Linked DNA regions of Homo sapiens: all the other regions are linked to region 4. Evidence: chromatin contacts called from ENCODE Hi-C or POLR2A ChIA-PET data. All regions are on one chromosome and are shown on one strand. Each heading gives the region's core, a stretch centred on a gene start or an enhancer-like site at or near the end of the contact. The rest is flanking DNA. Distances are from core to core; before and after follow the strand shown.

What was found. A loop is a pair of places that touch in the nucleus more often than their neighbours do. ChIA-PET counts read pairs that join two places held with the same protein, here RNA polymerase II (POLR2A). Pooled maps may share reads with other maps.
Region 1: a pooled map shows a loop between it and region 4 (8-fold over the local background). The contact joins the promoter of PCK2 here to the promoter of NGDN in region 4. A Hi-C loop is called at or near these places in 1 of 37 single-sample maps with no recorded cell type and 9 of 50 pooled maps. POLR2A ChIA-PET finds 5 or more read pairs at or near these places in 3 of 52 experiments (WTC11, activated T-cell and activated naive CD4-positive, alpha-beta T cell).
Region 2: a loop to region 4 is called in a map of tibial artery, with 10 times the contacts of the local background. The contact joins the promoter of CBLN3 here to the promoter of NGDN in region 4. A Hi-C loop is called at or near these places in 1 of 168 maps with a recorded cell type or tissue (tibial artery) and 11 of 50 pooled maps. POLR2A ChIA-PET finds 5 or more read pairs at or near these places in 1 of 52 experiments (naive thymus-derived CD4-positive, alpha-beta T cell).
Region 3: a loop to region 4 is called in a pooled map, with 9 times the contacts of the local background. The contact joins the promoter of DHRS1 here to the promoter of NGDN in region 4. A Hi-C loop is called at or near these places in 1 of 37 single-sample maps with no recorded cell type and 7 of 50 pooled maps. POLR2A ChIA-PET finds 5 or more read pairs at or near these places in 1 of 52 experiments (activated T-cell).
Region 5: a pooled map shows a loop between it and region 4 (5-fold over the local background). The contact joins the enhancer-like site here to the promoter of NGDN in region 4. A Hi-C loop is called at or near these places in 1 of 50 pooled maps. POLR2A ChIA-PET finds 5 or more read pairs at or near these places in 2 of 52 experiments (HEK293 and activated T-cell).
Region 6: a map of CD8-positive, alpha-beta T cell shows a loop between it and region 4 (7-fold over the local background). The contact joins the promoter of OXA1L-DT here to the promoter of NGDN in region 4. A Hi-C loop is called at or near these places in 2 of 168 maps with a recorded cell type or tissue (CD8-positive, alpha-beta T cell and naive thymus-derived CD4-positive, alpha-beta T cell) and 11 of 50 pooled maps. POLR2A ChIA-PET finds 5 or more read pairs at or near these places in 2 of 52 experiments (A673 and activated CD4-positive, alpha-beta T cell).
Region 7: a loop to region 4 is called in a map of CD8-positive, alpha-beta T cell, with 13 times the contacts of the local background. The contact joins the promoter of MRPL52 here to the promoter of NGDN in region 4. A Hi-C loop is called at or near these places in 1 of 168 maps with a recorded cell type or tissue (CD8-positive, alpha-beta T cell), 1 of 37 single-sample maps with no recorded cell type and 6 of 50 pooled maps.

Annotation. Positions count from the first base shown.
Region 1 is chr14:24,092,248-24,096,488 of GRCh38, reverse strand. PCK2 (phosphoenolpyruvate carboxykinase 2, mitochondrial) reads right to left here and starts at 2,178. Exons shown (of 10, transcript NM_004563.4): 1 at 2,055-2,178. The coding sequence starts at 2,083. All of the region lies in intron 1 of NRL (neural retina leucine zipper), which reads left to right. RefSeq lists enhancers at 1,783-1,852, 1,506-2,155 and a silencer at 2,163-2,412.
Region 2 is chr14:24,426,717-24,430,917 of GRCh38, reverse strand. CBLN3 (cerebellin 3 precursor) reads left to right here and starts at 1,250. Exons shown (of 3, transcript NM_001039771.3): 1 at 1,250-2,163; 2 at 2,513-2,632; 3 at 2,932-4,201. The coding sequence starts at 1,864. The coding sequence ends at 3,129. KHNYN (KH and NYN domain containing) reads right to left here and starts at 964. Exons shown (of 8, transcript NM_015299.3): 1 at 799-964; 2 at 1-204. The coding sequence starts at 187. RefSeq lists enhancers at 1-233, 378-557 and a silencer at 588-1,127.
Region 3 is chr14:24,296,926-24,301,029 of GRCh38, reverse strand. DHRS1 (dehydrogenase/reductase 1) reads left to right here and starts at 1,250. Exons shown (of 9, transcript NM_001136050.3): 1 at 1,250-1,449; 2 at 1,900-2,073. The coding sequence starts at 1,924. NOP9 (NOP9 nucleolar protein) reads right to left here and starts at 1,180. Exons shown (of 10, transcript NM_174913.3): 1 at 829-1,180; 2 at 173-622. The coding sequence starts at 1,075. RefSeq lists an enhancer at 1,906-2,696.
Region 4 is chr14:23,467,373-23,471,528 of GRCh38, reverse strand. NGDN (neuroguidin) reads right to left here and starts at 1,826. Exons shown (of 11, transcript NM_001042635.2): 1 at 1,802-1,826; 2 at 1,428-1,487; 3 at 552-623. The coding sequence starts at 1,813. RefSeq lists an enhancer at 1,123-2,063 and a silencer at 2,150-2,199.
Region 5 is chr14:22,788,693-22,792,614 of GRCh38, reverse strand. The region is part of intron 2 of SLC7A7 (solute carrier family 7 member 7); the gene reads left to right. Among named protein-coding and RNA genes, the nearest start is that of OXA1L, 24 kb to the right of the region's middle. Within about 2 kb of position 2,199, at least 5 of the 41 ENCODE cell types and tissues checked have a DNase peak (open chromatin) inside an H3K27ac peak, as active enhancers do.
Region 6 is chr14:22,764,263-22,768,047 of GRCh38, reverse strand. It overlaps OXA1L-DT (OXA1L divergent transcript), which reads left to right and starts at 1,486. Exons shown (of 3, transcript XR_001750638.3): 1 at 1,486-1,624. OXA1L (OXA1L mitochondrial inner membrane insertase) reads right to left here and starts at 1,360. Exons shown (of 10, transcript NM_005015.5): 1 at 1,284-1,360; 2 at 639-800; 3 at 1-90. The coding sequence starts at 1,346. RefSeq lists enhancers at 1,252-1,481, 1,075-1,638, 1,639-2,201, 2,202-2,765.
Region 7 is chr14:22,827,613-22,831,348 of GRCh38, reverse strand. It overlaps MRPL52 (mitochondrial ribosomal protein L52), which reads right to left and starts at 1,462. Exons shown (of 5, transcript NM_180982.3): 1 at 1,409-1,462; 2 at 1,239-1,296; 3 at 1,095-1,162. The coding sequence starts at 1,436. RefSeq lists an enhancer at 1,479-1,558.

The DNA of each region.
Region 1 (4,241 bases), core at 929-3,428, 620 kb before region 4:
CTGAGGCAGGTGGATCATGAGGTCAGGAGATCAAGACCATACTGGGCAACATGGTGAAACCCCATCTACTAAAAATATAAAAATTAGCCGGATGTGGTGGCGTGTGCCTCTAGTCCCAGCTACTCAGGAGGCTGAGGCAGGAGAATCGCTTGAACCCGGGAGGTGGAGGTTGCAGTGAGCCGAGATCGGGACACTGCACTCCAACCTGGGCGACAGAGCAAGACTCTGTCTCAAAAAAAAAAAAAAAAAAAAAAAAAAAAGAAATGAGTAGGGGCCTTTGGCCCAAGTGTCAAGACAAGAAGTTGGGCCCAGGTGACAATTTCATATGTCTGGTATTTGAAGCCTCATCCATTTTATTTCCATTTTCAAGTATAGTTTTTTATAAATTAAAATGGCAGCTGTGTTTATTCTTTCCTTCTGGTGTGTATGCTGTAAGACTATGAAAGCCCCAAGCAAAGGTCACAGTCTTTCCAGTGCCAGGTTTCTAGATGAGGGCTCTTGCACAGAGAATAGGTGACTGGATGCTGGGCTTCCAGGCCCTGATCTGCTGCTGCCCACTTGGACCAACAATGGTTGCATAAAATGTTGCCCTCGGGTAAGTATTTCTGAACTCTGCGGAAGGTTGACCACTGGGGAATGAGTGTCACTGGCTGGGGTTCATGGGCTTAATTCTCAGGAGGTCAGCGTCCTGTTGTCTGTCCTCTCATGGCCCTGGGAGACAGAGAAGCAACGTCTGCTCTGATTGGCCTGGACTCAAGGTGGAGTAAACCCGAGAGAGCAAAGACCATGAAGGGGATGTTACTCTCCTCCTCTATCAAGGCCTCGCCCATCAGAAACTGCCCCCACACCCAGGACCACGTGACCCCGTGCTTCCCCTGGCTCTTCTTCCTAGAGGCCACATGCCTAGAGAGCTTTGGTGTTGGTGGGAGGGTGGAACAGCAGCTTGCTGGCAGCTCAGACTCAGAGGGTGTTAGCCTGGGGAAGGAAGAAAGCTCAGAGCATGGATACGGGAGCTTGAGTCTGTCTGGGGTAGAAGCTGGGGTGGTTTCCGCTAAAGCAGGATAGATGATCAGTGTGGCCCCAGGGGCAGGGGAGGAGGGCTACTGGGACCTGGGTCTGTTCCTGCCTCAGAGGGAAGTTCTCCGTGAGCATCAGTTTTCAAGCACACAGTCTTGAGGACAGCCTCTCTCTCCCTGGAGCCTGGCTCACGTTATCTCTTGTGAAGCCCCCACACCCTCTTGCAGCCCTCTAAGTGGGACGTTTCCTTCAGAGACCACCCACAAGGGCTGCCCAAGTGGAACGGGCTGTGCGACAGATGTGGGTCACTTCCGACTCTGGGACAAAAGCTGAGAAGAGAGGCCTCAGAGAATAAATAGGAGACTAAGAGGACAGGCAGACAAACAGGACGAGCCTGGGGGCTCCAGGCCTGGACGGAGGAAGAAGCCAGCTATGTAAGAAACGAAGGCAACTTGGCGCCCTCCTCCCACCTTGCTTGCCTCCCTCCCCTGGGCCCAGGTCCCTCGGGCTGCTCTGGACTTCCCGCCAGGTTCCAGTCCTTCCAGTCCGGGAGAGGCCGGGAATGGATATTTAACCTTCCACCTTCTTTAGGGGGCTCTGAGCTTAGTCTCCCGGGGCTCACGTACCCTTGTCCCCAGGGCCCTGCTGCCTCTCGAAGTACCCTGGGGCGCTGGCTGAGAGCCCGTTAGAGGTCCGAGGGAGGTATCTGGGAAGGAAAGGAGGATATGCGGAGACCTGGCTCAGCAGAGAGGAGCGAGGAGAGAGAGGAAGTTCTGAGAGTGGCAGATAGAGATCGCGCGGTCAGAGGCGAGCGAGGCAGAGAAGGGGAGGTGCAGGCGGAAACGAGGAGCACCGGCCGGCTGCCCTCCCAAGAGACGCGCGGCGCGGGAGGCTGGACCCACAGCAGTCGCCCCTGCCCGCCTCCGCCTAGGATGGGAAACCTGGCGGAGGCTGAGAGCAGGAGAGCGCCACTGGCAGCCCCGAGGGGGCGAGCGCAGCGGAAGGTGCGGGTGGGCCCCGGGCCGGGGGTCACTCACCGCAGGCCAGGGCGGTACAATGCGGCCATGGCACCTGGGCAGGGGCTGCGGGGTGGCCAGGAACCGAGCGGAGCCGGGGAGGTATGGAAGGCGGGGAAGGAGGGAGCGCGGCGAAGCGAGCCACAGCAGAGGCTGGCGGGAGGCGCTTAAAAAGGAGGGGGGCAGGCGCGGGGGCGGAACCTGGTAGGGCTGGCACTAGCTTTCCTCCGCCCCGCTGGCAGGCCAGCTCCCTCGGCCCCGGGGCTCCAGGCTCCAGGTCAGCCCAGCCGCCGCCCCAACCCCTGCCTCCAAACCGCCAAACCCATCTCTCCCATTGGAGGACTGGGTCCACTCTTCGGCCCCCGACTTCGAGGCCCCGCCCCCCATCCGCCACCGCCCTCCCAGCCGCACATGATGTAACTTTGAGGACTCTTGCTCCCGGGAGAGACACTAGGTGGCAAACAAGCTAGGAACGAGGGGCGAGGCCAGGGGCGGGAGACTACAGGGGCCAGACGTCTAGAAGTTAGGGGGTTGGGCATTGCCTTTCCAGTTCCTCCTCCTGGGGACGCGACACCCTGAGTCCTGGGCCTTTCTGTAGTCCAAGTGCCCAATGCTAAGGTCCACTTAGTCCCCAACTCCTAAATCCCCGTTTCTCCTCCTGATCAAGGCTCCTTTCTGCCTTGCCATGAAATGGTGGAGTCTCTCTACCCCTGGGTCTCTTCCTTGGTCCTCTGATCTGGTCATTCTCCTCCCCCGGCACATCCCCTCTTCCCCTGACGGAGTCTTACTCTGTCACCCAGGCTGGAGTGCGTGCAGTGGCGCGATCTCGGCTCACTGCACACTCCGCCTCCCGGGTTCAAGCAATTCTCCTGTCTCAACCTGCAGAGTAGCTGGAATTACAGGCGCCTGCCACCACACTCGGCTGATTTTTTGTATTTTTTGTAAAGACGGGGTTTCTCCATGCTGGCCAAGCTGGTCTCCAACTCCTGACCTCGTGATCCGCCTGCCTTGGCCTCCCAAAGTGCTGGAATTTACAGGCGTGAGCCACCACGCCCGGCCTGGTCATTCTTTCTCTCCACAATCCAATGAGGAAACTCATCTGCCCACCCAACTACCATCATAAAGTCCTCAGGTGATTTCTCAAGCTATACCTCCATTGGGACATCTCTCTCCAACCTGAGACCACTGGATATCACCCACAATGCTATATAGCACCTCAAACTCAGCATATCTATGATGGGTGTCTGCTCAGCATCCACTCGCCTTTTCTGGTAATAGCACCCTGATTTTCTTTTGGGGAACCATCTCCTCAGTCTGTATTGTCATGTGGGTCTGATGTCACCCCTCTTGGGGGTAGGCTTGCAGCTTAGCCAACTTTTGTGTTCCTCACTCTGGCCACAGCAATCAAGGATGTTCAAGGATGGGCATGAGATCCCTCTCTGGGACTTTTTCTAAAACTTTGGAAGTTAGCTCTCTTTCTGCTGAGTTGCTGAGCTGGTAGAATATAAGCCTGGAGCTGCTGAGTGTTAGCTTGGCACTGCAAAGCAGGAACCTGGCTGAGACAGAAGCCAGCCTAGAGGAAGCAGAGCAGGGAGATGGCGAGCAATGGATTCCTGATTTCAGTTACAGGAATTGATGCATTTCTTCTCTTGCTCAAGCTAATTTTAATTGGAGTTCTGCCACTTGCAACAGAAACAGTCTTGATTCTCAGATTTCTTGGAGTTCTATGCTGGAACATAGTGGGATAAGGAGAGCTGGTCTCCAGCCACGGGCTTGCTACTGGTCCCCGTCTCTTCCCCCTCAGGCTCTAGCCTACACTCAACCTCAGGTATATGTATTTGGATCTCTTTCCCCCCAGTTCATAGATCCAAACTCTGTCCACACTTACCCAGCTGCAAACACATACCTCTTGGCCAACCTTTGGGCCTAAAGGTGTGCACACTGGTGGCAGCATGGTTGACCTGAAGGTCATCATCTTCTCCATAATCCTGCACCTGCTCTCATGGTTTCCTACCTCAGCAAATGGCACCATCATCTGGCCAGTTGCCCCAAAGGGAATCAGTCTAGACTATTCTTATCCTGCATAGCTAATCAGATGCCAGGACCTTTGGAATTGTACTTCTCAATTAGCCCTCAAGTCTGCAACTATCCCCATGGCCAGGGCCTTAGTTCAGGGCTTATCTCTCACCTGGCTTCAGGTGATAGCTT
Region 2 (4,201 bases), core at 1-2,500, 960 kb before region 4:
CGTTTTCCTTGGGGCCCTCCAGCTGCAGCCAGATGTGGGGGTTGTCCGGACAGTCCTTCGGAAGGACGCTCACCCCCACGCTGAAGATGCGCTCCACATGGGGCTGCTGTTCCCGAACCTTGTTCTCAGCCTCCGCAGACACCGCAAAGCGATCTGGGGACGCGGGGCGGGCCCCCCAGGTAGGCATGGCTGCTGCCCCCAGCCCTGGAAGGGGAGAAGGCAGCTCAGAGCCTCATTGTACCCTCCATCCAAATCCTGGTTCCTGGGACTACACCAGCTATCAACAGGTCGCACCTAGTTAAGGCTCTGGTAAACAGCCCCAGGAGGTGACAAGCATCTGAGTCCACTGGAGGTAGGGAGGGTGTATGTCACGCAGGCCTCTCCGGAGAGGAAGTCCCGGTAAACAAGGCTGTCTATCGAGAGTGGGCGTCTGGGCTTTGGAAAAGGATGACCACAGTCCGGAGCAAGAAGGGTGGGGGGGCTCCAGCTCGGCCTGGAGGCCAGAAGGAGTCTCCTGGGGCACTCTGAAGCTTCTTAAGGACGAATCCTCAGCAGGGGATTGAACTAGGCTGTCCTCTGGGGGCCCTGGTCTGCCATTTCCAAGGTTCAAGCCACTCCCACCCCTCCCCCAGCCGTCCGCTGCCCCTCTCCGTCGGGCCAGGAGCACCGCCCAGGGCCCAGGGGCCGGGCCGGGCCGGGCCCGCCCACCGCGGACTGGGGCAGCCACCCCGGGCCGGGCCTACTCCGCACCGCGGCCCCCGCTCCCCGCTCCCGGGCGCGGTGGAGGGGCGCGCCTACCGCCTCCGCCGCCCGCGCCGGCTTCAGGTCCTCTCAGCGCCCGCCAGGCCCCCGCTTTGCCCGCGCCCCCAGCCCAGGGGACAAGGGCAGGGGGCCCGAATCTGGGCGGGCCTTCCCGGGTTCCTCACCCAGCGGGGACCTCTCTTGTCCACATCGCACGCAAACTGTTTCTTGAGTCACTTCCTGGCCTGGGGCGGAGTCAGCCCAGCTCCTCCCGGCTGCGCGCCCTCCTCCCAACCCCGCCGCCGCGCCCAGAGGCCCCGACGGGCCCGCTCGGCCTAGTCCCCTCGGCGGCTCCAGGGCTCGCCCCTTGCGCTTCTCACCAGCCCTCCCGTCTGTCTCCCGGCCCTCAGGGTCCTCGCGCATTCTGCGCAGTTACTTCTCGGAAAGGGGAACCATGCGTTGAAAGTTGTTTCCCGCGAATAAAGATGTGGCCGACCAAAGAGGCAGCGTGACTGGCCCACTGGTGCTCTAGGCCCAAGCACTTTCCACCAAAGCAATCGTGGCGGAGGGGGTAGGCGGGAGGCGGGAGGCGGAGGGTACCCGTGGTGGAGTACCCCTTTCTTCCAACAAACGGAAAGATGCCACGAAGAAGGGCTGTTGATTTGTGGGGGATTTTGAAGAGAGGAAGAGTAGGAGGAAGGGGTTGAGGGGCTGCCTCTGGCATATGCACACACTCACACATTCTGTCACACCCGTCACACACACATACCATGTTCTCCATCCCCCCAGGTCCAGCCCTCAGTGCTGTCCCATCCAGCAGGGCTGCCCTGAAGCTCTGGCTGCAGCCCTCCCGTCCAGTGGGCAGGCGGCTTCATCCCTCCTTTCTCTCCCAAAGCCCAACTGCTGTCACTGCATGCTCTGCCAAGGAGGAGGGAACTGCAGTGACAGCAGGAGTAAGAGTGGGAGGCAGGACAGAGCTGGGACACAGGTATGGAGAGGGGGTTCAGCGAGCCTAGAGAGGGCAGACGATCAGGGTGCCGGCGGTGAGAATCCAGGGAGAGGAGCGGAAACAGAAGAGGGGCAGAAGACCGGGGCACTTGTGGGTTGCAGAGCCCCTCAGCCATGTTGGGAGCCAAGCCACACTGGCTACCAGGTCCCCTACACAGTCCCGGGCTGCCCTTGGTTCTGGTGCTTCTGGCCCTGGGGGCCGGGTGGGCCCAGGAGGGGTCAGAGCCCGTCCTGCTGGAGGGGGAGTGCCTGGTGGTCTGTGAGCCTGGCCGAGCTGCTGCAGGGGGGCCCGGGGGAGCAGCCCTGGGAGAGGCACCCCCTGGGCGAGTGGCATTTGCTGCGGTCCGAAGCCACCACCATGAGCCAGCAGGGGAAACCGGCAATGGCACCAGTGGGGCCATCTACTTCGACCAGGTAATCCCCCTACCCCTGTCCAGGGGACCTGGAAAGACCCTGCAAGGACCTGGAAGCAACTGTCCAAGCCCACTTTGCTGTCTCTGAGGCTTTAAGAAAACAGCTTCCTACATCTTTCACTAATCTGGCCTATTGCCCCACCACCCCACCGACGGTTTCCCCTCCCTCCACCCATACGCAGCCCTCTCCTTGCCCCTTCTCACCATTTCTTTTGAATCTGTTCACTCCTATTCACTCCTACTTGCCACTCCTTCTATTCATTACTCACTGCCCCTGCCCCTAGTCCCCATGGTACCCCTGAGCCATGGGCATTTCCTGAGCCCCACTCAGCAGGCTCTGCTTCCCCCAGGTCCTGGTGAACGAGGGCGGTGGCTTTGACCGGGCCTCTGGCTCCTTCGTAGCCCCTGTCCGGGGTGTCTACAGCTTCCGGTTCCATGTGGTGAAGGTGTACAACCGCCAAACTGTCCAGGTGACCTCAGCACTGGCCCCCATCCCCGGCTCAGGAGGGTGGGGAGGGGGAAGAAGGGGAGCCCAGCTGACCTCCGGGTGGACTCTCCATTGACCTGTGTCCTGGAGGCCAGGACCAGGGGAGGAATGGGCCTGCCTTGCATTGAGTGTGGAGGATGTGCAGAGTCCAATGCTGGCCGCCCCTCAGCCCTCCCGGGAGAGCCCATTAAAACCCAGCTTCCCAAGAGGAAGCTCCTGGGAAAGTGGGGGGTCCTGAGCTAAGGGCTGGGGAATGGGGGCTAACTGGGCTCCCCTCCCCAGGTGAGCCTGATGCTGAACACGTGGCCTGTCATCTCAGCCTTTGCCAATGATCCTGACGTGACCCGGGAGGCAGCCACCAGCTCTGTGCTACTGCCCTTGGACCCTGGGGACCGAGTGTCTCTGCGCCTGCGTCGGGGGAATCTACTGGGTGGTTGGAAATACTCAAGTTTCTCTGGCTTCCTCATCTTCCCTCTCTGAGGACCCAAGTCTTTCAAGCACAAGAATCCAGCCCCTGACAACTTTCTTCTGCCCTCTCTTGCCCCAGAAACAGCAGAGGCAGGAGAGAGACTCCCTCTGGCTCCTATCCCACCTCTTTGCATGGGACCCTGTGCCAAACACCCAAGTTTAAGAGAAGAGTAGAGCTGTGGCATCTCCAGACCAGGCCTTTCCACCCACCCACCCCCAGTTACCCTCCCAGCCACCTGCTGCATCTGTTCCTGCCTGCAGCCCTAGGATCAGGGCAAGGTTTGGCAAGAAGGAAGATCTGCACTACTTTGCGGCCTCTGCTCCTCCGGTTCCCCCACCCCAGCTTCCTGCTCAATGCTGATCAGGGACAGGTGGCGCAGGTGAGCCTGACAGGCCCCCACAGGAGCCCAGATGGACAAGCCTCAGCGTACCCTGCAGGCTTCTTCCTGTGAGGAAAGCCAGCATCACGGATCTCAGCCAGCACCGTCAGAAGCTGAACCAGCACCGTATGGGCTAGGGTGGGAGGCTCAGCCACAGGCAGAAGGGTGGGAAGGGCCTGGAGTCTGTGGCTGGTGAGGAAGGAAGGAGGGTGTATTGTCTAGACTGAACATGGTACACATTCTGCATGTATAGCAGAGCAGCCAGCAGGTAGCAATCCTGGCTGTCCTTCTATGCTGGATCCCAGATGGACTCTGGCCCTTACCTCCCCACCTGAGATTAGGGTGAGTGTGTTTGCTCTGGCTGAGAGCAGAGCTGAGAGCAGGTATACAGAGCTGGAAGTGGACCATGGAAAACATCGATAACCATGCATCCTCTTGCTTGGCCACCTCCTGAAACTGCTCCACCTTTGAAGTTTGAACTTTAGTCCCTCCACACTCTGACTGCTGCCTCCTTCCTCCCAGCTCTCTCACTGAGTTATCTTCACTGTACCTGTTCCAGCATATCCCCACTATCTCTCTTTCTCCTGATCTGTGCTGTCTTATTCTCCTCCTTAGGCTTCCTATTACCTGGGATTCCATGATTCATTCCTTCAGACCCTCTCCTGCCAGTATGCTAAACCCTCCCTCTCTCTTTCTTATCCCGC
Region 3 (4,104 bases), core at 1-2,500, 830 kb before region 4:
CTCCGCACACACTAATCTTTGGCTTGCTAAGCCCTGTTCAGATTAGGACAGGTCAAGCTAATTCTTCCCGGTCAAGCTCCCCCATGAAGACTTACTCTTCTGTTTACTGTCTCATTCTGAACTTTCTAAATTCTTCTTCCCCCTAGGTCCACTTTCCTCTTGTAATACTTACCAGATGATTGGGAACCACGGGGCCTGGCTCTCTCAGACTCCAGAATAGTCCCTCCTAACACCTGAAGCAGAGTTCTGACCACGAAGCTGCCATGTGTGTCTCCACAGTAGACAAGAAAATCATCACACACCTCAGCGGCTAGTCCCAGGACCAGCTCCTCCAGGGTCTCCGTGGGACCATCCTTTCCATCCTCCTCCTCCTCCTCCTCCTCCTCTGCAGCACTCCCCAGCAATCGAGGGAGCTGTAGCAAAGCACTTTGTAATACATGGACCCCGCATCGGTGACAGGCCACAGTGCGCAAGTTAGAGCGCAGAGCAGCCCACACGCGACAAAGCGGTTTCAAGGGACTGAATCCCAACAGTTCCTGCAGCATCTCACTGCCAGTCCTGTTCGTGGACAAAGCTAGGGCCTGAGTCTCTACTTCCTTCATTATATTGTGCACCATCAGATCTGAAAAGGGAAGAAAGACACACTTTGAAGAGACTTAGTAGAGAATACAGTTATGTACCCTCGCTTAACCAAGGGTCGTGGGTCGGAGGCCGAGGAAGAGGACATGGGAAATGAAACTAAGTCCCCACGCCCTGCCGACCCTAGAAAGTTTCCTTGCCTGCCCTGGATTTGATGCTCTTGGTCTAAACCCCGAAGTTGCTGCCTACCTCGTTCTTCCCCAGTCTCGGGAGCCTCTTTCAATGCTGACAGCGCCCGGCGGAAATATCCCAGAGCTTCCGGGCTCAGGTGCGGGTGCGAATCTGGAGCCGGCTCCGAGCGCCCATCCGGAGGCGGCCAGGGTTGCCGCTTACGGCCTGGTAAGGGGCGCCCCGACCCCTTGGCCCCGCGCCCCCGTTTGCCACCAGCTGGGAACCGGCGCCCCACCTTGTGTGGAGAGCGCGGACCCTGCCCCATGTGTGCTTCGCGACCTGTCCGGCTGCAAAAGCTTCCTTAACTGCGGACGGACCTTCGACGTCGCCAAGCGTGCGCCTTATCCAGACAAAGTTTAGAAACGCGGGCGCGCTCCTGACGCAGCTACTACGTCATAGTTCCGCGCCGCCCCAGCCGGGCGGGGTGGGTGTGTCACCCAGATCGCTCCGCCCCCATCCGCAGGTTCTAACTTTGGCCTGGGACTCTGCCCCTCTACCTCAGCACAGAATCGCCCCGGGTCCTACTACAGAATCAATCCTTGAACACTGCCTCCACGTCGCCGGCTCAATCTGGGCGAGAACCCAGACTTCCACCGCAGCCCCGCAATCTGCAGACCTCAGCGGCAGCGCAGGTGGCAGGTAAGCGGCGCACGCTCGTCCCACTTAGGGCTTAGGATCTCCAGGCTTCGCGCTCATCCCCGGCCCGGAAGCTGCGCCTCTGGCTCAGCCGGACTGGGTCAGGCCAGGGACCGGAGCTTCAGATAGCCCAGGACTCTGCGTGGACGCGCCCCGAGGGGCTGCCGCGCCAGATTCCCATATCCAGGCAGCCACACTCAGAGGGTTGTAGTAGTTGTCCACCTCTGGACAGTCCCACTCAGCCCCTTCTTCACTCTCTGGGCCTCCCAAAAGACAGTCAGCCTTGTCCTCAGGCCCGCACCCAGTTGTCAGCCTCTGACTCCTCTCCCCTCAAAGGATTCTTACCTTGGCTCCTCCTCTTAGCCCTAGTGAGGTTCTCCCCTACCCCCCAACCTCGCCCCAACACACACACAGTCTCCAGGCTTCCCTCAGAGTAAGTCTTTGCTTCCACAGACCTGCCTCCTTTGCCTGTGAGTCATGGCAGCTCCCATGAATGGCCAAGTGTGTGTGGTGACTGGTGCCTCCAGGGGTATTGGCCGTGGCATTGCCTTGCAGCTCTGCAAAGCAGGCGCCACAGTTTACATCACTGGCCGCCATCTGGACACCCTTCGCGTTGTTGCTCAGGAGGTGAGTGCTTCCTCTGGGACCACAGTTGCAGAAACCACCCGAGAGAGCCCTTCCACTTAACAGCTCCTTTCCTAATCCCTTACCTGAAACTATAATACTACTCAACAAGATGTGAATATTTATTCAAAGTGGAAATTAAAAACCCCGTAAATAACTTCAGGTAAGGTAGAATTTTGCCGCCAAGTGAGTTTTATGAAAAAACTTTGTGTTTGAGCCAGGCATGGTGGCACGTTCCTGCAGTCCCAGCAGCTACTCCGGAGGCTGAGGCAGGAGGATCGCTTGAGCCTAGGAGTTGAGCCATGATCACACCACTGCACTCCAGTCTAGACGACACAGCGAGACACTGTATTAAAAAAAAGAAAAGAAAGAAAAGTAAAAAACTTTTTGTTTGAGAGCAGAGATTTTGGAATTGCAACTAAAGGGTTGTGGACCTGTGCTTTCCTCTATTTCAGGCAAGACTTTATTGAACTGCACATTTTTTACTTATTTACTAGACTTCAGTTAAATAAATATTTGAGTATCCATGATTTGCTAGGCATTGGTAAACCACTGAAGTTACCAAGACTAATAAAATCTAATTTCTGCTCTTCAAAGATTCAGTCCATGGTGGAGTACAGTGGCTCATGCCTGTAGTCCCAGCACTTTGGGTGGCCAAGGCAGCAAGATCACTTGAGGCCAGCAGTTGGAGACCAGTCTGGGCAACATAGCTAGACCCAGTCTCTACAAAAAATATTTTTTAAATAATTAGCTAGGCACAGTGGCCTGCACCTGTAGTACCATCTACTTGGGAGGCTGAGGCAGGAGGATCGTTTGAGCCCAGGAGTTCGAGGTTGCAGTGAGCTATGATTGCACCACTGCACTCCAGCCTGGTGACAGTGAGACCCTGTCTCTAAAAAAAAAAATTTTAATTAAAAATGAAGATAGATTCCAACAGGAAGTCAGGTACAGAAAGCAGTCACTTCAATGTAATGTGAATATGGTAAATTATAAGAGGGAGATATGCACAGAATACTCTAGGGGTGTTGGGGAGCATCCAGATGACATAGGAGAGTGGCTAGGGAAAGTGGTTTGGGAAAGCGTCCTGGAGGAGGTAGGTGGTTCTTGAACTGAGTTTTGAAAGGTAAGAATTAGGTAAAGGAAGTTAGGAAAAGCATTCCAGCAGAGGGAGCTCCATAAGCATAGGGACGCTGTGTGAAAGAGTAGATGTGTGAGATAATGCAAGGGAAGAGTAGTGAGTGAGAGGCTGGAGAGGAAAGAGTGGGTCTTGGAAGACCCTAATAGAGAACTCAGGCTTCATCCTCTAAGAGATGGAGATCCAGTTAGGAGATTTTGAACAGGGTTTGTGTTTTAGATAGGTCGTACTGGCTGGATTATGAAGAATTAATTTAAGGCAGACAGACTGGAGGTCAGGTGAGTCGTTGGGAGGCATTGCAGTAGTTCAGGCAAGGAGGGTAATAGGCGGGGACCCAGAGCATAAATTTGGAGAATAGGAGGATTGTTCTTAGATAAAGGACTCTTCTTCCTCTGAAGTTGGAGGTTTGTGGGCATTTGTAGAGAGTGAGACAGAACAGGAAGTAGAAATCATTCATGGCTGATAGCTTTGGTTTTTTCAATTACCAACCAGGAGCATTGGTGGAGTGAGGGTAAGACAACTGGGACTGAGTAGAGGTTTTAGGTGAGTAGTGTAGGGTGGGAGCTAAGGGCATGAGAGATGGAAATGACCACAACAAGGAAAAGGATGCTTACTCATTTCTCAAGAGCAGACTCCATGCCTCACTTGTTCTTACCCTCTACTTGCAAAGTACAATGCTGTGCACATGGTGGGCCTCAGTAAATGTTTGTAGATTATTAAAACTTACATTGCAATTCACCTTGCTCTGTGGTGGGGAGGCCTATCATTCCTGAAACTACTCAAACAGACACCAGAGGGCAGCGTTGCCTGCCATGTTGCCTCTGCAGCAGGCTCTCCTAGGATTGATTGTCTTCTCAGTTCTCAAGCCCACTTTGGTTGGGGAGTTTTGTCATGACTCA
Region 4 (4,156 bases), core at 577-3,076:
TTTTTCTTAATATATACAATAAGTGATATGTCCCAATTAATAAGTGTCTTAGATTAGATGAAATCTGAAAGTAACTCCTCAGTTGGCCTACAGTAATCTTCAGAGTGACTTTTCCAGTCTTATTTCCTACCCCCAACACACATAACACAGAAAGTACATCCTATCACAAAAATGACTTACTCCTTTCCCTTATCACCATACTTTCAGGCCTTTGTGCCTTTGCACATGTTCCTTCTTTCTGTCCCTCCCATTTATTCCTCAAAATCCTATCACCTCCTCTGGGAAGCCTGTCCTGAATCCCTCTGCTCTTCTGGCAGTTAATTAATCCCTCTCTTTGGCTGGAGACTCATAACTCTGTAATGTGACTGCTACTATTAATACTTACATCTATTGCTTTGCTTTGTCTTCCCTCTAGACTTCAGCACAGAAACTGGATCATATTTATGTTTGAAGCTCGAGCACTTAGGATATATAAGACACAATAAACATACAATGAAAGAACTACTGAGAACATTAAGTCAGGGGATGCTTACTGTTTGAGTACATCTTACCTTTTCTGTAGGATAGGCACCAGCTTGAACTTTTTGTGTCAGTGATTTCACTTGTGCAGTTACAGCCATCACCTGAAATTAGCCCAAATAAAACAAGTGATTAGATTATATCAAATTATGTCTGCAAACTGTGAAGAGCAAAAGCTAAACAATGCCACCTAAAAATTATCTGAAACACTGTCTAAAGTATAGTACTATCTTCTCACTTCTCGGAAAGCATAGGAGAGATGGTTCTTCAAAAAGTTTAAAAAAAAAAAAACTTTCCACTTCTTAAAGAAGAGACCATCTTTTACTGAACCACAGGGAGGAGAAAAGGACTGAGAGAGTAGTGACTGAAGCACTGTAATTTTGTTTGTACTAGTTGAACTTACAATGCATAGAACTACATAACTCCCCGACTTATGACTTAATTTCCACTTTACGAGGGTGTAAAAGAAATATGCATTCGGTAGAAACCGTCCTTTTCTCGTGATGCTGGGCAGCGGCATCAAGCCTAAATTTCGACTTATGAGGTTTTCGAATTACAATGGGTTTATCAGGCCATAACCTCCATCGTTAAGTCGAGAAGCATCTGTATATAAGTGTGTATTACCTGGGCACCCAAAGGGCAAGTCATGTTACCATTCCAAGCACTGGTTTCCTTAGCTATATGAATAAAGGAAAACTATTCATATAATTTCTTTTTGGAGTTTCTTGTATTCCCTTGGGTGCAGAATCAATTACTTAGAATTCTGGCGTGAAAAGGTTTTGATTACATCATTTTACTCTAAGGTTTTTGGAAGCATTCACGTATCTCAATCACCAAAGTTTTGAGGTGAAGTACACAAACTCAAAGCCAATCCGTGACTAATTTATTCCAGAGGCGACACTACTCACTTGCTCCTGGAGATTTTTCAGAAGTGTCACGGCACTTGGCAGGTCGGACTCCAGCACCCCCTACAGAAGGGAGAGGAGGCGTAAAGAAAAGTCATTCTTTCCTCAGGATTATAGGAAAGTGGAACGTCTAGGGTGGGAAACTGCCCTCTCTCCGTCAGACACCCAGACTCGGGGCCTTCACACTCGGGTTCACAGACTCGCCTTAAAGCCAGCCCCTTGGGTTACCGGACAGGAACGGTAACTCTAGGGAGGCCGCCTCCCTGAAGCAACTTTCATCACCACCCTTCCCTGGTACCAACAGTTTGCCTCCAGCCGCTGAAGGCAAAGGACAACTCCACAATAGCTACGCGAGGAAGAAACCACACCAAACTCACCAGCGCCGCCATCTTCGCAAAGCCCACCCCTTCCGGTGTCGTACTTCCTGAGCGCTAAGGGCGACTTGATAGATTTGATAGACAACTGCCGCTTGCAAATCTAAGCCAATACGAATAAGGGCTTTCTCACTTCCGCCCCCAACAGGATAAACGAGAGGAGGAGTCTGATCTGGCCAATGGAATAAAGGAACTGGCTAAATTCGTCAGACTCAGAAAGAGTCGTCAGGACGAAAAAAAGCACTTGGCAAAGAGCGTGTGATTGGTAGACTGAGTAAAATGATTGACGGCAAGCCAATAAGAGACAGTCAAATAATTGATTGACAGTTGGAAGGACCAATAGAAAAAAGGAATTAGCAGAGCGAACTTAGCGCGTATTGGCTCCCGTCTGCCGCAGCACCCAGAGTCTTTTTTCACGGCACTTTTCTTGTAGTGCGTGAACCGGCCGCTAGGTGATGGGCCTTGGCTTGGCTTTGCGGTGTCGACATTGCAGAGCCGCCATTGCTGGCTGCTCATCCAACGGCCACCGCGCCAAATGCCTTACAGACCCGGTGGCCCTGGAATCGATTCTGTAACACTACTCCTTGTGTGACCGTGGACAAGTCACTCGGTCTCTGAGCCTTCTTCATCTGTAAATAAGAGAGCGAGGCTAGAGAAGCCCAGAGCCAGAGTTTAGAAACCGAGTGCGAGGACACCTGCCCTCTTGGTGTGCACTGTGGAGCGCTGAGAAACGGCTCCAATAACGCCCCGACACTCTTCGCTCCTACCAGTTTGGGGACATGAAAAGAATACGTTTTACAAATTGGGGAACGGTTCATATTTACATGACTTACCGCGGTCACACAGGTCTTCAGCAGAACTTGGTTCAAACTCTGGCAGTGCATGTTTCAGTATAACCTGCCTCATCATTACCCAGTGCTTTCAGATGTGTTCTCTCACTCTGGTTTTTCACAAGCTGGTGAAGTAGGTTGGACGGATACTCATTGTTCCCATCCCATGCCTTAGGAAATAAAGCACCGAAAGGGTGAATGATAGTGTATAATTTTTTGTTCACAACTCGTCCAACAGAGCTGGGTCTAGAAATCAGATCTTACCGACTTGAAGCTGTCTTTTGGAATTAAGAATAACACCTGTATCTGGGCAGGTGAGGTAAGGAAATCCTGGTATCTAGATCTTGCTGGATTCAAGAAGGCAGGAGGGTGTTCAGTCCCCACTCCTCTAACATTTAATTTGCTGCTTCAGGCCCACTGTGGAAGCTCAGGATGCTGTTGCAGCATACTTAGTCAATTATCCAGTAGCTTTTGTAATGTTTTATCAAGATTTGTATTATGAAAAGTTTCTATTTCTACATAAATTTTCGGACCTGTCTAATTAGATCAGCAATAAACTTTTCCTTTTCGGGGAATTTGAAATTTAGTTTGTTCATATGCTTTATGATAGCAATGAGAAAACAAATTGCACTGCCATATTTTGGGTTTTTTTGAGACCGAGTCTCGCTCTGTTGCCCAAGCTGGAGTGCAGTGGCGCGATCTCGGCTCACTGCAACCTCCGCCTCCCGGGTTCAAGCGATTCTCCTGTCTCGCCCTCCCGAGTAGCTGGGACTACAGGCACTTGCCACCACGCCCGGCTGATTTTTTTTTTTTTTTTTTTTTTTTTAGTAGAGACAGGGTTTCACCATGTTAGCTAGGATGGTCTCGATCTCCTGACCTCATGATCCACCCGCCTCAGCCTCCCAAAGTGCTGGGATTACAGGCGTAAGCCACCGCGCCCGGCCTTTTTTTTTTTTTTTTTTTTTGAGCGGAGTCTCATACTGTTGCCCAAGCTGGAGTGCAGTGCCGCGATCTTGGCTCACTGCAACCTCTGCCTCCCTGTTCAAGCGATTCTCCTGCCTCAGCCTCCTGAGTAGCTGGGATTACAGGCACCCGCCACCATATCCAGCTCATTTTTTGTATTTTTAGTAGAGACGGGGTTTCTACTAAACCATGGTTGGCCAGGCTGGTCTCAAACTCCTGACCTCACTATCCACCTGCCTCGGCCTCCCAAAGTGCTGGGATTACAGGCATGAGCCACTGCTCCCGGCCTTGATTATTAAAATAATTGTCCACCAGGAACGGTGACTTGAACCTGTAGTCCCAGCTACTCTGGAGGCTGAGGCAGGAGAATCACTTGAGCCCATGTCAAGGCAGCAGTGAGCCATGATCGTGCCACTGCACTCCAGCCTGGGTGACGGAGCAAGACCCTATCTCTAAAAAAAAGGTGAAAGAGGGAGACCCCATCTCTAAAAAAATAAAATACTTGTCAACTATAGGGGCAGAAAAGTGTGATACCTTTCCTCACCCATCATAAGGGTCATAGAAG
Region 5 (3,922 bases), core at 950-3,449, 680 kb after region 4:
AAAATGCTGGGATTACAGGTGTGAGCCACCACCACGCCTGGTCAAAAATGTTATTTTATTTTCTGAGACGAAGTCTTGCTTTGTTGCCCAGGCTGGTGTGCAGTAGCATGGTTATGGGCTCAATCCTGCACTCAAGTGACCTTCCCACCTCAGCCTTCCAAGTAGCTAGGACCATCAGTGTGCACCACCAAGTCCAGCTAATTTGTAATTTTTTTGTAGAGAAAGGGTCTTGCTATGCTGCCCAGGCTGGTCTCCAACTCCTGGCCTCAAGTGATCCTCACGTCTTGGCCTTCCAAAGTGCTGGGATTATAGGCATGAGCCACTGCACCTGGAGTAAAAGGTTTCTGTAGTCTGAAAGGTAAAATAATTTGAAGGCCATCTGCTATCTGAGAGAAATAACAGCACCTAGGGAGAGTGGAAGAAATAATGTATCAAAGAAGCCAGGGTGAAATTGTGATTTCAAGGTGTAGAGAGTTTCCAGGCCGGGCGCGGTGGCTCAAGCCTGTAATCCCAGCACTTTGGGAGGCCAAGGCGGGTGGATCACGGGGTCAGGAAATTGAGACCATCCTGGCTAACATGGTGAAACCCCGTCTGTACTAAGAGTACAAAAAAATTAGCCGGACGTGGTGGCGGACGCCCGTAGTCCCAGCTACTCGGGAGGCTGAGGCAGGAGAATGGCGTGAACCCAGGAGGCGGAGCTTGCAGTGAGCCGAGATGGCGCCACTGCACTCCAGCCTGGGCGACAGAGCGAGACTCCATCTCAATTAAAAAAAAAAAAAAAAAGGTGTAGAGATTTTCCCAAACCAACATTAGACAAAACAAATGGGGATGCAGCAAAGAAAAGGAAGAAGAGACTTGAAATCTCTGGGTTTAGGTAACAGATATGAGGCGTTTCCAGAGAGCTTATATCTGGACCTTCTGAGGAAACAGCAGTGGTAGAGTATTTTGGAGACACCAGGGTATTAGCAGGCCTGAGTATGCCAGTTGTGGGGTTTGGCCTTCCCCCAGGAATAGTGTGCATCTGACTATACACAGACCCAGCCTAACCTAGAAATGTGCAGTTTTTCTGAGCAACATGTGACCAAGAGCTTGCTCACACCAATTAAGCCTAGGGACTGCTATCCTTCTGCTAATTGCTGTGGGATGAATGATGTCACCAGTCAGAAGATAGCTGAGATGTCTCACTGGTGACGTGAAGTTTAAAGTAGCAAACTGAGTGGCAGGTGGAATTTTCGTCTCTTTGTCAGCTGAAGGCTGTGTATGTGAAAGAAAAAAGAACACAGAACAGAGTTCCTAACCGTAAATTCTAAGATTCTAAGATACCAGAAAGATAAACTCCTGGTAAGGGATAGAGGAGGTTTATAGGGATTGGGAGAGATGTGTATAATAAGGCTTTAGAATGGAAATTTTAGAGGCAAGGAGAAAAATGCCTAGATAAAAGTATAAATCTGGGTATTTTGGAGACTACATAGCAGAGAATAAAGGCAGAGAGGAGTTGCTCAGTAACGCATTTGGAGAAAATGGGATGGAAGATCAGAAATGATGCTTTTGAACTCTTATCTACAAATATTACAAGTAAGGCTAATAAACGTATTTGACCTTTTTTTTTTTTTTTTGTGAGACGGAGTCTCGCTCTGTCACCAGGCTGGAGTGCAGTGGCGCGATCTTAGCTCACTGCAACCTCCGCCTCCTGGGCTCAAGTGATTCTCCTGCCTCAGCCTCCCCAGTAGCTGGGACTACAGGCGCACACCACCACACCCAGCTAATTTTTGTATTTTTAGTAGAGACGGGGTTTCACCATGTTGGCCAGGATGGTCTCAATCTCTTGAACTCGTGATTCGTCTGCCTCCGCCTCCCAAAGTGCTGGGATTACAGGCATGAGCCACTGTGCCCGGCCCGTATTTGACCTTTTACTGAAAGGAGGAAACAATTTCATAGGCATCAGCGATATTTGATTAGAATATGATAATGAAAGAGTATACTTTGTTCAAAAATGATGATTTGCTAGAAGAGCTGGGATTCATGTAGTACATTAAAGAGAGAGGTACATACTTGTTTGAGGATCTGCTATCATAAGGGATGCCTGCCTTCTTTGCATAAGGTCACATTTAGATTCTTTTGATTGCAGTGAGAGGGAAATTTCAGTACACCAAGATCCAGTGAGCTGTCAAGGGTTTCACTTCCCCTTTCTCCATTTTTCAACAAATGTAATGAATAGTACCACCCAGTGCTACTTCCAGTTTTCTGCCTGCAGTTAGGTTTTTTTTTTTTTTTTTTTTTTTTTTTTGAGACAGTCTTGCTCTGTCACCCAGGCTGGAATGCAGTGGTGCAATCAAGGATCACTGCAGCCTTGACCTCCCCAGGCTCAAGCAATTCTCCCACCTTAGCCTCCTGAGTAGTTGAGACTACAGGTGCACGCCACCAGGCCCAGCTAATTTTTGTATTTTTTGTAGAATCAGGGTTTCTCTATGTTGCCCAGGCTGGTTTCAAACTCCTGAGCTCAAGGGATCAGCCCACCCTGGCCTCCCAAAGTGCTGGAATTACAGGAGCGAGCCACTGTGCCCAGCCAACATATGAGTTTTCTATTGCTTCTCTAACAAGTTACCACCAATTGAGTGGCTGAAAACAACACAAATTTATCATCTCATAATTCTGGAGGTCAGAAGTCTGAAATGGGTCTCACTGGGCTAATATGAAGTAGCACTGTGTTTCTTTCTGGAGGCTTAAGGAGAGGATCCATCTTCTTGCCTTTCCCAGCTTCTAGAGTCTCATGGACCCTTCCATTTTCAAAGTCAGCAGTAACTGGGAGAGTCTTTCTCATATTGTACTACTCTGACATTGACCTTTCTGCCTCCCTCTTTCATCTTTAAGAACTTTTGTGATTACATTGGGCCCACCCAGAGAATACAGAATGATTTCCCTGTTTTGTCACTTGATTAGCAATCTTCATTCTGTCTGCAACTTTTTTCTTTTTTTTTTTTTTTTTTGAGCCAGAGTCTTGCTCTGTTGCCCAGGCTGAAGTGCAGTGGTGTGATCTTGGCTCACTGCAACCTCCGCCTCCTGGGTTCAAGCAATTCTCCTGCCTCAGCCTCCTGAGTAGCTGGGATTATAGGCACCCACCACCACACCCAGCTATTTTTTGTATTTTTAGTAGAGACGGGGTTTCACCGTGTTGGTTAGGCTGACTCATGTTGGTTAGAATTCCTGACCTCAGGTGATCTGCCCGCCTTGGCCTCCTAAAGTGCTGGGATTACAGGCATGAGCCACTGCGCCTGGCCTCTATCTGCAACTTTAATTCTCCCTTGCCATGCAATATAACATGGCTCACAGGTTCCAGGGATTAGGGGGTGGACATCTTTGGGGGGCCATTAGTCTACCTACCACAAGTGATAGCCCAGCTTTCCACCGGAGGTGGATGAGCAGCACTCTGAAGTGATAACTTAAGGTGGATTCTTGCCCAAATTCTAGGCTTGTAAGTTAAATCTGGTTAGTGAAGTACGAGCAGAAGGGTGGGAAATCATTAGTAACGTGTATGAATTCACTAAGAACAAGCCATACTCTGCTAACCTCACTTTTTGGTTCAATTTTAATTTTTTTATTCAAATATAATATACAGAAGGAACAGTGCAATCTCATAAGTTTATGGCTTAATGAATTGTCACTAGTTGAGCACATGTGTAACTAGCACCCTTGAGCCCTTCTTATGCTCTTCCCAGTCCCTGCCTCTCCACCCCACACAAAGGGAAATCACTATTCTGACTTCTAGTAGCATTGATTAGTTTTCTCTGATTTTATGTAAATGGATATAATCTATATGTACACTTTTGCATCTGGCTTGCTTATTATGTTTGAGATTCTTCTGTATTTTTGTCTGTAGTCGTAGATTGTTCACTTTTTTTTTTTTTTTTTCCCAGACAGAGTC
Region 6 (3,785 bases), core at 237-2,736, 700 kb after region 4:
AGTTTGGACTACATCTGCAGTCTCTCCAGAAGCCACCTCAGGTACTGCTGTGGGTGAGGGAGTTGCAGCAACAACAGGAGGGGCCTGAACCTGTGTGAAAGAAAGCCTTGTATTATATTTATTCAGTAGCGAACACAAAGCAAGTGAGATCTTTTTATAATAACCAGTACTGGGTTCTGTTCTCTCTACTTCTTGTTCTTCCAGGTTAGCCTAGTGTCTGCAGATTTCAAGCTTAAAAAGGACATCTCATTTTTATCAATAGTTAGGAAGAGAAGTTACTTTGAGTAAGAATCCATGACTTCCCTTCATGCTGGGAAGTTATTTCTTTTATCACTGTTTTCCAAACTTCAGCCATTTGAATATCACTATCATGATTTTTGCCATATATTAACATGAAACAATTGCTTTTCTTTAAAACAGCTCAGAAAACCAAATATAACATCTCTCCTGTTGTACTTTCAATCATTTCCCCACTGAATTGAAAATCCATCCTAAGCAGAGATGCTATCATTTTGGAGAGCTGTGTGGAGCGTGGACAAGAACTCTGCTCCATATTCCCCCTGCTCCCAAACAAAACAAAATATGAAACCAACCAGGAAACACCACTCCTAATATTGCAGGAACGAAAGGCCTCTTACCTGGACTTCTGCAAAAGAGATAGCAGAGGTACTGAGGCTGCGGGGGCCGGAAGCCGCAAGGAAGAGGTAGTGTGGGCGACAGCAGCACGGGGCTGCTGGGAATAGGAGCCGTGTGGTCAGCGGTTTCCCAAGCCATTGCGAGGGCCCTGCGACGCTGTGGACCTGAGCGTGTAAAAGGATGATGGAGCCCCTTTACCGGGAGCAGAAGTCCTCGCGTGGGTGCAAACGGGATTCATTATGCTAACTCCCCAAGAAGCAGGCAGCTCGGCCACTACAGGGGAGGACATTGCTATCACCGCGCGCAGACCGCTAGCCCGAAGGCATGCAGCGGGTGGTGCCTGCAGAGCGAAGCTCGAACCTGGGTTCCCCGCATCTCAGTTATCGCAGACCCACATCGGAGGGCCCTGAGAACGAGGCCGAGGTGCTCTCGCCAGGAGCCAAGCCAATTCCAGAAGCTGACACCGGGCTGCTGGGCCCATAGTGTCGGGGACTAACCCTAGCGCGTCCTCACATGACCCGAGGTCATGACATTCAGGTCCCGGTGAGCAGGTCAGCGTCTGCTGATACCCCTAGCACGAGCTGTCCTGGGGCCTGGTTCACTGGGTCAGGGCAGCATCCCGGTGCTCTGCCCCGGGGCATCCTTACCCGACGCCCGGACTGTAGCAAGCGCAGAAGCTCCCGGCGTCCGCACATTAGTCCCATCGCCATTTTGCCCGGAAGAGGACTTGCTTTTGCGCCTGCGCAGTAAGAACCACAACCCCTCGAGAGGAAGCACTTTTGGAGGCGGGCATGAAGCCAGAATTGTAGCCGCAGATCAGGCGGTAAAAGAGAACGGAGCTTGGCGGCCATATTTGAAGTGGGTAAAAATCTGTAAAGCCACGTTACCATTAGCACGCAGAGAGCCTTTTCTGGAGATTGAAAGGAAGTTGAAGAGCTGGGTTAGCTATCATCGTAAGCTATCATCGTTAGTGATGGCGTAAACCTGGGTAATTTTCCTCTAATGTCGCGATTGTCCTCTGATTTGTAAGTTTAAAAATAGCCTCAGAAAAGGCTTGGCTGTACTTGCAGAGGATTTTTCCCACTCAATGATGTTCGATTCTTTTGATTCTTATTGCTAGGTAATATTGTAATCGCAGGTCCAGTGAAATTTGAGGGTAGTCTAGAGTCTGACAGAAATTAAAAGAAGGCAGCTTCTGGGAAATATTTTCCTCCCAGATAAAAAGACGAAGCTTCCAGAGGAGACTTCACCTTTCCATTTTTTTCTTCTGTAAGTGGGGTGGTGTGAGGACTGACCATGAGGGGACAAGTTTCCAGATGAAAAGCTCACGTGCAGGCCGGGCGCGGTGGCTCAGGTCTGTAATCCCAGTACTTTGGGAGGCCGAGGTGGGTGGATCACGAGATCAGGAGGTCGAGACCATCCTGGCCAACATGGTGAAACCCCATTTCTACTAAAAATACAAAAATTAGCCGGGCGTGGTGGTGGGCGCCTGTAATCCCAGCTACTCGGGAGGCTGAGGCAGGAGAATCACTTGAACCCGGGATGCAGAGGTTGCAGTGAGCCGGGATTGTGCCACTGCACTCCAGCCTGGGCAACAAGAGCGAGACTCCGTCTCAAAAAAAAAAAAAAAAAGGAAAGAAAAACTCACGTGCTGAAGATGGTTGAGGGCAAAGATAGAAAACACCCAAATACTTGATGATATCATTGAGCTGCTGTACCATGCTTGGAACTGCCTATCTCCAGACTTTGTTGTGTAAGTTAATTAAAGGTCTTGGCCGGGTGCAGTGGCTCATACCTGTAATCTCATCACTTTGGGAGGCTGAGGTGGTCTCGATAACTAGGTCAAGAGATCGAGACCAGCCTGGCCAACATGGTGAAATCCTGTCTCTACTAAAAATACAAAAAACAAAAAAACAAAATAACTAGGCGGGCGTGGTGGTGCATACCTGTAGTCCCAGCTACTAGGGAGGCTGAGGCAGGAGAATCGCTTGAATCCGGGAGGTGGAGGTTGCAGTGAGCCGAGGTGGAGCCACCTCACTCTAGCCTGGGCGACAGACTCCATCTCAAAAAAAAAAAAAAAAAGATGATTAAAGGTCTTTACTGTTTAGACTCTAAGTCTGTTGCTTGGGTGTTCTGTTTCTTGAAGTTAAAAGCATTCATCTTCAGGGAAAAAAGTTACTGGTCAGAAAGGTGGAGTTTGATTATGTTTGAACCCTTACAAAGTCTCTCAATATGCAGATTACTTTCTAAACAACAAATTATAGTTTCAGAAAGATACAATAACCTGAAATTATTTCAGTGACTGCTCATTTGGAACGATTATGAATGTACCTGACAGATATGGCGAAAATAGGAGGCAAAGAACTATAATACTGATTTAGTAATAATTAGTGGTATGAGCTAACACTTGCATATGTTGGATGCTATTATAAACATCAATAGATTTTTGATATGGAAACACTGATTTTTTTTTAGAGATTACTTTTAAAACTCAATACAATTAGAAGTAATTACAAATATACAGCTACAGAACACTTGGCAGGGTGACTATCTTACAGTACACTGCTACTTTGGTGGCCCCAAATGAACCAGGCTTCCCAATATTTGCACCTTTAGGAGTTCTCTTCTCTTGAGTCTGATTGGGCCTGTCACTTGCTTTAATCAATAGTAGAATGCGTTGGAAGTGATGTTATGCCAGTTTGGGACTATGCCTTAAGAAGGCCTGATAGCTTCTGTTTTTGCATTCGGGGGAAGCCAGCTGCTGTGTTAGAAGTTTGACTTCTCAGACTTACTGCCTGTGAAAAGCCCAACCAACCATGTGAAGAAGAACTGAGGTTTGGGCCAACAGCCTCAGTTGAACTCCCAGCCAGCAGTCAACACCAACTTTTGCCAGCCACGTGAAGAAGGCCATTTAAAAAGTGGATTCTCCAGCCCACTGGAGCCACCTCAGGTGACTGCGTGTGGAGCAAAGAAAGGCTATTTGAGCCCACATTGCAAAATTACAAGCAAATAAATAAAATTATTGTAGTTTTAAGCCACTAAGTTGTTTAATAATAGATAGCTAAAATGTACAGGCAAACTTGGAAGATACTGTGGGTTGGGTTCCAGACCACTACAATAAAGCCAATATCATAATAAAGTGAGTCACA
Region 7 (3,736 bases), core at 213-2,712, 640 kb after region 4:
CTAAGGAGTACAAGACCAGCTTGGGCAACATAGCAAGAGCCTGTCTCTACTAAAAGTTAAAAAAAAAAATTAGCCAGGAATGGTGGTGTGTGCCTGTGGTCCCACCTACTTGGGGGGCTGAGGTGGGAGGACTGCTTGAGCCCAGGAGATCAAGGCTGCAGTGAGCGATGATCATGCCACTGCACTTCAGCCTGGGTGACAGGGCAAGACCCCATCTCAAAAAAAAAAAAAAAAAAAAAAAAGCAGTCATATGTAATTCCAGAGTCTTTCCAATAGTCCATACTACTACAAGGAGATGCCAGGCTTCTTACAGTAAATAACAAGTAGAAAAAATCTTCACCATCTTCCTCAGTCACCAATTATCCAATTAAGCAGGATCATACCCCTAGAGAGCAACAATAGGGTATTAAATATTCAGATCTCTGTGTTGTCAAGGAGGACTGGCCTATGTTCTAGTCCTGGATTTGCTACTACCTAGCTGTATGATCATGTGCAATTCACTTCTGTAGGCCTCAAATTTCCTACTTGTACACTGGAGTCTCATAAGGAGAATGGGGAGTAGCTTCAACTTCTCTAAGGTTCTCCCTTCTAGGGCTAATATTTATTCTCCCTCCCTCTCTCTTTTGTAAGTAAAGGTAAAAGAATTTTCTGAAGGGAGCCTGCCATCCATAGTCTTCATCCTTCTACCCCTCTGAGACGCTTATTTCTGCAGCTTTTCAAAGAGCTCTCCCTGCATTTGGTACCAAATACTGAAAATTCACTAACCACAGAGAAAAGTGGTTCTTGGTTAAAAAAAAATGTCCCCCTTTGAAAAACGCAGAAGTCTTGTCACCCCCTTCCACCCTGGCGGCCCCAAGTCAGAATTATCTTCTGCTTATCTCCACAAGCCAAGATCCTGTTTAGCTTTACCTTCCTTAGTCGAAATGCAATCTACAAAATAAACAAGAGGGTTTCTTTCCCCAAATTCCGTTTTCCAAATAAAAAGTTAAACACTTTTACACGCCCCCACCTTGATACCCCCAGCTCCCCGTCCAGGGGCGTTCCCTCTAGGTGAAAATCTCCCCAGTGGAGTTAACTGCCAGATCAGCGCTTACCCGCATATGACCAGTCTGGGAGCTCGGTAAGGGGCCCGTAGCCGGAGGGGTTGGCAGCCAGTCCCTGCCTGTGTGGAGAAAAACAGATCTGTGAGGACCTAGCCCAGCTTCTGGTCCCCCAGGTGCCCTCATCCCAGGACTCACTGTAGTCGCCACTGGCCGCCCGCCCAAGCGGCTACGCTGCAGTGCAGCCTCCGGACACCTGCTGGGAGAACAGAGCAGAGTTGGGGGAGAGGCCGCGCAGCCGGATCAGGGGTCCTGTGCCCGTCCCCAAAGGGCCCCCGAGTCCACGGTCCCTATCTATACCCACTCACTGAAGAGAACAGTCCCTAAAGCAGCCATGCTGAGCAGGAGTAGCCGGGGTAGCCGGAAGTAGGCGTGGCCTCGGTGGCCACGCGCGACGCTATCGGGGAAGCAGGAAGTCGCCATCTTGAATCTGGGTTTTCAATCACGGCTCCGCCATCTTGGGTCATCGTACGGAAGGAGAGACAAAACTGCAGTACAGGTTTTTGAGGTGAAAACGAATTGTCGTTCAGCGCATGCATTCTCAGTGGAAGTCGTGTCCTCCCAGATTAAGCCGTTCTGAACAGTTCCCACAACCTCCCTACAGCGGTCTCTAGTTCATTGAAATTGATATTAATAGTAACTTTGATCTCAGGGGTAACATCCACGTCATTCTACAGATCCTCGCATCACTGTAACACAGTTTTCCTAGACTAAGAAAAGTAATCAAATCTAGAGTTAATCGGAAATTGGGCCAGCCTGGGCAACATGGCGAAACTCCCTCTCTACAAAAAAATGAAAAATTAGCTGGGTGTGGTGGCGCATGCCTGTGGTCCCAGCTACTTGGGAGGCTGAGGTGGGAGGATGGCTTGAGCCTGGGAGGCCGAAGGCTGCAGTAAGCAGAGATCATGCCACTGCACTCCAGTCTGGGTAACAGAGCGAGACCTTGTCTCAAAAAAAATTCTGTGTGATAAGTGCTGTATTAGGCGTAGATTTTATGGAGAACAAAACCAGACATCAATATCCTGATAGAGCTCTCGGTATAAAAGAAACAAGACAGGCCAGGTGCAGTGGCTCACACTTGTAATCCCAGCACTTTGGGAGGCTGAGGCTGGCGGATCACCTGAGGTTGGGAGTTCGAGACCAGCCTGACCAACATGGAGAAACCCTGTCTCTACTAAAAATACAAAATTAGCCAGGCATGGTGGCACATGCCTGTAATCCCAGCTACTCGGGAGGCTGAGGCAGGAGAATTGCTTGAACCCGGGAGGCAGAGGTTGTGGTGATCCAAGATTGCGCCATTGTACTCCAGTCTGGGCAAGAAGAGTGAAACTCCAACTAAAAAAAAAAAAACAGACAATCAAATGATGACATACATGAATATTGTCATTGAGTGCTGGGAAAGGAAATACATGTTGTTTGTGAGTTTATAGTGTGAACTTGATCTACAGTAGACCATCAAAGATGACTTTCCTGAGAAAGGGGTATTGTATTGGAGCTAAGATGTGACATTCCATTTTTATAAGTGCTACCACCGCACATTGCTTAATATTATCCTTGCAACAACCCTGTGAGGTAGGTACTAGAAAGTGGCAAACCCTGATTGGCGACTCCCCTCCTTTTATCACTTGCTATTCAGTACTGTCTTGGAGAAGTCATTTATCCTTCATTTTTTAATTTTAAAAATGCTTAATATGTTACATTTGTGAAAACGATCTAAAAGTGATAATGTGAGTGAAAGTGCTTTATAAATCCTGAAACTCCTACAAAAGAGCCCATTAACTGTCTGCCAGGTGTGAAGGGAAAATATCTTGGTCCTCTTCAAGCTGAGAACCTGGGAACCACTCAGGGCAAATCTGCCTCCAATTCTATCCAAAGTCATCTGTCTACTCACAGAGACAGATGCATATTCTGACTACCTCTTCTGGAAAGACTTGTCAGAAACTCAAAATAATGCAACCATCTGTCTCTCACCTACATGTGACCTGGGGGCCCCCAGTGAGGGGGCCTTGCTTTGAGCTGTCTCTGCCTTTCTGGACAGAACTAATGTGACTTCTTACATTTTCATGTCTCCCTAAAATGTATAAAACCAAGCTACGCCCGGACCACCTTGGGCACATGTCTTCAGGACTTCCTGAGACTGTGTCACAGGCACATCCCCAACCTTGGCAAAATAAACTTTTTAAATTAACTGAGACCTGTCTCAAATTTTGGGGTTTCACATTTTGGTAAGCACAGAGGAATTCTGAGTGGAGATGCCCTTGACCTTAAAAAAAAAATCTCCTATTGGCTGGGCGTGGTGGCTCATGCCTGTAATCACAGCACTTTGGGAGGACAAGGCGGGTGGATCACTTGAGGTCAGGAGTTTGAGACCAGCCTGGCCAACATGGTGAAACCCCATCTCTACTAAAAATACAAAATTAGCCGGTCGTGGTGGCATGCACTTGTAATCCCAACTACTCGGGTGGCTGGAGAATAACTTGAACCTAGGAGGCGGAGATTGCAGTGAGCCAAGATCGTGCCACTGCCCTCCAGCCTGGGCAACAGAGCGAGACTCCGTCTCAAAAAAATAAAAGAAATCTCCTATCGGTGCTTGGTACCAGCATGAGCTAACTTTATGGCTCAAACAAGTAGGACAA